Linked DNA regions of Homo sapiens: region 1 is linked to region 2. A link is an interaction called in ENCODE POLR2A ChIA-PET data of the cell type or tissue named here. Cell type or tissue: Panc1. All regions are shown on one strand. Each heading gives the region's core, and the rest is flanking DNA. Links, peaks and the distances in the headings are about the cores only. Region 1 holds the start of SCRT2 (scratch family transcriptional repressor 2). Region 2 overlaps CSNK2A1 (casein kinase 2 alpha 1).

Region 1 (2,903 bases), core at 198-2,697, 150 kb before region 2:
GCTTCCCCCTCTCTTTTGCACTTTTCTTTCCCTTTCTTTGCATCCCTGGGGGGGTTTCCTTTTTGTGTGCCTGGATTTCTCTTTTCCTCCCGTGGGTGTGTGTGTGTTGCTACTTCTCTCCATCTCTGTCTTTCTTCTCTCTCTGTTTCTCTCTTGTGTCTTTTTGTCCTTATCTTGGTCTCTCTGCTTCTATTTCTACCTCTCTCAGCGTGTGCGTCTCTCTTTCCCTGTATGTCTCTGTCTTTCTCCGAGTCTCTCTTCTTCTCCCCGCCCCCCTCACTCCCCTTTCTCCGTCCCTCTCTGTCTCTGCGCCTTTCTCGCCCTCACTTTCTCCCCTCCTGCCTGCTCCGGGCCTGCCCCCACCGCCGCCGGTTCAGGGGAACGTGTGCGGAGCGATTGTCCTGGGGGACATTTGATGGATTAGAGCGCCGAGCGGTTCCATTGCTAGGGGACCACCTGATCTCCAGCCTGCGTCCCATATAAAGCCGGCAGCCGGAGTGCTGAGCGCAGCTCCCGCGATCCCCTGTCTGCGCGCCGCCGCCGCCAAGCCCGAGCCCGAGCCGGGGCCGCCGCCACCGGTGCCGGCTCCGAGCGGCCTCCCGCGCTCCAGCCCGCTGGGAGCTGTCCAGTGCTGAAAACCCGCGCGGACACAGCCGATCGCGCCCGGCCGGCCGCCTCCCCGCACCGAGCCCCGCGCCGGCCGCGCCATGCCGCGCTCCTTCCTGGTAAAGAAGATCAAAGGGGACGGCTTCCAGTGCAGCGGGGTGCCGGCCCCCACCTACCACCCCTTGGAGACAGCCTACGTGCTGCCTGGCGCCCGGGGGCCTCCCGGGGACAACGGTGAGTGGGACCCGGCGGGGGCGGGGGGTTGGGAGAAGAGGCGAGGGGAGCTGGGGCCCTCCCCAGCTTGGGCCACGAGGAGGGGCGCGTGCGACAGGAAACCCCCGGGAGGAGATCTCTCTGGCCGTGGGCTCCTCCCGGGCTTTCCAAGGGCCGTGCGGGCGGGGCAGGGGCTAGGTCGTACAAAGGGAAAGTCGCGGGGTCGGCCCATCCCGCAGCCACGCGCCAGCCGGGACTTTGAAAGTTGTGGCCCTCAAATAGGGCTAGAGTGAGGGGGTGGCAAGAGAACACAGACGGGGCTGCTCGTGAAAGGCCAGCGCTGGGCACTGAGGCACAAGGCACTTTGAGGGTTCCCTCTCCCCCGTTGAGGAAGAGAAGCTGGCTGCCCGGGAAGGGGGAAGGTAAAGAGCCCTGGATGTTCAGTCCCTGGAGAGACAGGGTTGGTTCCCTGGGGGTGGCTGGGGGCGCCCTCCCTCCCTTCAAACCTGCTCCCCTGCCGATGTCACACAAGTGCTCTCAGACCCCCTCTCTCAATAACTCTTTTGTTACCCTCAGCCACATGCCTGCCAAAGGCTGGGCCTGTCCTGGGGACTGCAAGAAAGAGAGGATTTCTGGGAGGGGTTCCCCCAAAGTGGCTCCTGGTCCCCTGGATTGCACTCCTTCCCCATCCCCAGCTTCTCAACCCCCTCCAGAACCAACCCTGCTGCTCCTCGTAAGCCCCCTCCTCACTACACATACACACACACACACACACACACACACACACACACACACACACACTCCATCTCTTCTCAGAACAAGTTCCTGCAGGGACAAGGGTTTGAGGAACAAGAGAAGTCATTCAGGTGCAGAAGGGGGTGATCTCTGGAAGGCAGGGGAAAGTGGAGACTGCTTCTGTGGATCCCATCCTCCACCAAGGGGATCACAAAGGGGTTCTCCCCTGATGGCCCCCACCAGGGCAGGTGTCTGAAGAGGAGGTGTCCCTTTGGTAGTGAGAGATCTGACATCACATGTGGCAGCTTTGGGTTGTGTGTGTGTGTGTGTGTGTGTGTGTGTGTGTGTGTGTGTGAGAGAGAGAGAGAGAGAGAGATGGGGGTGGGGAAAGAGAGAGAGAGAAAGAGGGAGATTGAGAGAGGAGAAAAGAAAGGACTGAGGATGAGGGGGGAACTGAGATGGCAAAGACAGGAGCCTGGGAGGATGGGGGCTTCCACCTCTGGGATTTCCAAGCACTTCACCCACATTCCATCACTCTGCCACACCAGGTAGAGAGAGAGAGAGTGCTGGGCAAAGGGCTTTGTGACCTCATCAAGGTCAAAGAAGTTACAGAGTGATCAGGGATACAGCTACAGCCCCTCATCCACTGGCATCCCCCAGACCCTTAACAGAAACCCCTTCTCCTCTGCCCACATGTCCCTTATTCTACTGTCCTCTTTTCTTGATCACAGGGCCTCTTGAGGTGGAGGTCAGAAGCCCAGGGACATGGCTGAGCAGGGCTGAGGGCTGGCAGGACAGAGGGTGGACCTGGGGCCATGCCAAAGCTGGAGAGTGTGCGCTCAAAGCTGGTAGAAACTGAAATATCTGCAAGCTTGGGATATGGATCTCTTAAGGGACTGACACTGACACAAAGCTCTGGGATTCCACCCCCTGAAGCCCCGTTGGTCCTGTCCCCAGGCCAGCTGAGGAAACCCAGAGAAGCCCAGAGAATTTCCCATGCACAGCCAAAACTGCAGGCTGTTCCTCAGGAGGGAGGCAAGAGAATGCCTTGCCTTGAATTCAGTCCAAAAAAAAGCTTTGAAAGGAGCCCCTGAGTGAATAGTGGGAAGCAGGGCGGGTGCAGAGCCACCAGCAGGGTGTTTCTGCAGAGGTTCCACCGGGTTTAACACCCTAGAACCACCTCTGTCTTTGTCCCCTTCCCCATGGGTCTCCAGACCAACTCCCTCACCTCTCAGGAATCCTGAGGCTGTGCTGATAGCCAGAAACCTGGCCTGAAATTTGGAGGCCTGGGCTCTAGATCTCTCACATGCTGTGTGACCTTGGGCAAGTGCCTTCCCTTCTCTGGTCCT
Region 2 (2,903 bases), core at 129-2,628:
GTTGGGATTACAGGCATGAGCCACGGGCTCAGCACGAGCATTTTTAAAGACTCAATTGGTATTGTGGATCCTCTTTGTTTCATATTTCTTTGATTGCTGCTTTTCCCGTTTTTTTCCTTCTAGTTTCTCTGGGCTTCTGTTTTCAAATTTATTGAGATATGTGTAAGTTCTTAATTTTTAGTTTGCTTTTCTAAGTTCAAGTTTATGAATTTTTATTTTCGAATCAGGGCCTTGCTATGTCGCCCAGGCTAGAGTGCAGTGGCATAATCACAGCTCACTGCAGCCTCCACCTCCTAGGCTCAAGTGTTCCTCCCATCTCAGACTCCTGAATAGTTGGACCACAGGTGCATGCCACCACACCTGGCTTTTTTTTTTTTTTTTTTTTTTTAATAGTTTTAAGTTAAAAAAATAGAGACAGGGTCTCACTATGTTGCCTAGGCTGGTCTCCAAACTCCTGAGCTCAAGCAATCCTCACACCTTGGCCTCAGCCTCCCAAAGTGTTGGGATTACAGGCATTAGCCACTGTGCACAGCCTAATTATTATTATTTTTTTTTTCTTTTTTTTTTTTTTTTTGAGATGGAGTCTCGCTCTGTCGCCCAGGCTGGAGTGCAGTGGCACGATCTCGGCTCACTGCAAGCTCTGCCTCCCGGGTTCACGCCATTCTCTTGCCTCAGCCTCCTGAGTAGCTGGGATTACAGGCGCCCGCCACCATGCCCAGCTAATTTTTGTATTTTTAGTAGAGACGGGGTTTCACCATGTTAGCCAGGGTGGTCTCGATCTTCTGACCTCGTGATCCGCCCGCCTCAGCCTCCCACAGTGCTGGGATTACAGGCGTGAGCCACTGCGCCCAGCCGATTTTTAAAATTTTTATTTTTATAGAGGCGAGGTCTCGCCATGTTGCCCAGGCTGGTCTCGAACTCCTAGATTCAAGTAATCCACTCACCTCAGCCTCCCAAAGTGCTGGGATTACAGGCATGAGCAACCACACCTGGCCTAAGTTTATAAATTTCTAAGTCCTGCTTTAATTGTATCCCACGTTTTGAAATATCGTATTTTTATGAACAAACTCTCTATAGCCTATGTTTTTTTTTATTTAAAATTTATTGATTGATTGATTTTGAGGCAGAGTGTCTGTCAGCCAGGTTGGAGTGCAACACTGTGATCATAGCTCACTGAAGCCTCAAACTCCTAGGTTCACATGATCACTTCAGCCTTCTGAGTAGCTAGGACACAGGTGCATGCACCATACTTAGCTAACTTTTAAATTTTTCTGTAGAGATGGTAGTCTTGCTGTGTTGCCCAGGCTGGTCACGAACTCAGCCTCAAGCCATCTTTCCTCTTCAGTCTCCCAAAGTGCAGGGACCCCTGAGCTGTGCCCAGCTCTTAATTTCTAATTGATACATAATTGTACATATTTATGGGATATATTGTGATGTTTCAGTGCATGTATACATCGTGTATATAATATATACCCCATGTTTTAGATGTATCTCTTTTTTTTTTTTTTTTTTTTTTGAGATGGAGTCTCCGTCACCCATGCTGGAGTGCCCACTGCAACCTCCACCTCCTAGGTTCAAGCGATTCTCCAGCCTCAGCCTCCTGAGTAGCTGGGATTATAGGCACCCGCCACCACACCCAGCTAATTTTTGTGTTTTGTTGTTGTTGTTGTTTTTAAGTAGAGATGAGGTTTCGCTGTGTTGGCCAGGCTGGTCTCAAACTCCTGACCTCAAGTGAGCCACCACACCTGGCCTAGATGTATCTCTTTTATTTATTTGTTTATTAATTTTTTTTTTTTTTTTTTTGAGAAGGAGCCTCCCTCTGTCTCCCAGGCTGGAATGCAATGGCGTTATCTTGCTACAACCTTCGCCTCTCGAGAGTTTCAAGCGATTCCCCTGCCTCAGCCTCTAAGAGCAGCTGGGACTACAGGCACGCACCACCACACCCAGCTCATTTTTGTATTTTTAGTAGAGATGGGTTTCACTGTACTGGCCAGGGTGGTTTTGAGCTCCTGACCTCAGGTGATCTGCCCACCTCAGCCTCCCAAAGTGCTGGGATTACAGGCGTGAGCAGCTGCACCCGGCCTAGATGTATCTCTTTTAGACAGCATGTGATAGAATTTTTTTCCTTTTTTTAAATTTTTTTTTAAATTAATACACAGTAAAATTGACTCCTTTTTGTGTATACTGTTCTATGAATTTTAATACATACATAGATTCAAGTAACTACCATCACAACTGGGACATAGAATAGTTATATCACCTTCTGCATGTTACCCTTGGTAACATACCTAGCCTCCCACCCCTAATCTCTAGCAACCACTGTTCTGTTCTGAGTTACTACAGTTTTTTTTTTTTTTTTTTTTTTTGAGATGGAGTCTTGCTCTGTCGCCCAGGCTGGAGTGCATTGGCGTGATCTCAGCTCACTGCAAGCTCAGCCTCCCGAGTAGTTGGGACTACAGGCGCCCACCACCGCTCCCGGCTAATTTTTTATATTTTTAGTAGAGACGGGGTTTCACCGTGTTAGCCAGGATGGTCTCGATCTCCTGACCTTGTGATCCATCCGCTTCGGCCTCCCAAAGTGCTGGGATTACAGGCGTGAGCCACCGTGCCCAACCTCACTACAGTTTTATCTTTTCGTGAATGTCATATAAATGAAATCAAACATTATGTAATATTTTGAGACTGGCTTATTTCATTCAGCATACTGCCTCTGAGATTCATCAAAGTTATTGTGTGTGTAAATGGTTAGTTCCTTTTTATTACTGAGTAGTATTCCATTTATGGATAGACTATAGTTATTTTTATCCATTCACTCCTTGAAGGACATTTTGGTTTTCATTCTTTGGTGATTATGAATACAGTTGCTGTGAACATAACATTATAGGCTTTTGTGGACCTAAGTT

What was found. ChIA-PET counts read pairs that join two places held together with the same protein. Peaks named below come from ENCODE experiments on the same cell type or tissue, not always from the same donor. Only the 100,000 strongest peaks of a DNase experiment are listed, where the experiment ranks them.
Region 1: POLR2A ChIA-PET joins it to region 2 with 16 read pairs; 2 of 35 experiments call an interaction of 5 or more read pairs at or near these places.

What each region holds. Positions count from the first base shown.
Region 1 is chr20:673,406-676,308 of GRCh38, reverse strand. SCRT2 (scratch family transcriptional repressor 2) reads left to right here and starts at 507. Exons shown (of 2, transcript NM_033129.4): 1 at 507-840. The coding sequence starts at 708. RefSeq lists a silencer at 558-637 and an enhancer at 2,766-2,903. In Panc1, for the core only: no CTCF peak of the experiment used is centred there; no DNase peak of the experiment used is centred there; H3K4me3 peaks cover 197 bases; H3K27me3 peaks cover 940 bases.
Region 2 is chr20:523,322-526,224 of GRCh38, reverse strand. All of the region lies in intron 2 of CSNK2A1 (casein kinase 2 alpha 1), which reads left to right. Among named protein-coding and RNA genes, the nearest start is that of CSNK2A1, 19 kb to the left of the region's middle. In Panc1, for the core only: no CTCF peak of the experiment used is centred there; no DNase peak of the experiment used is centred there.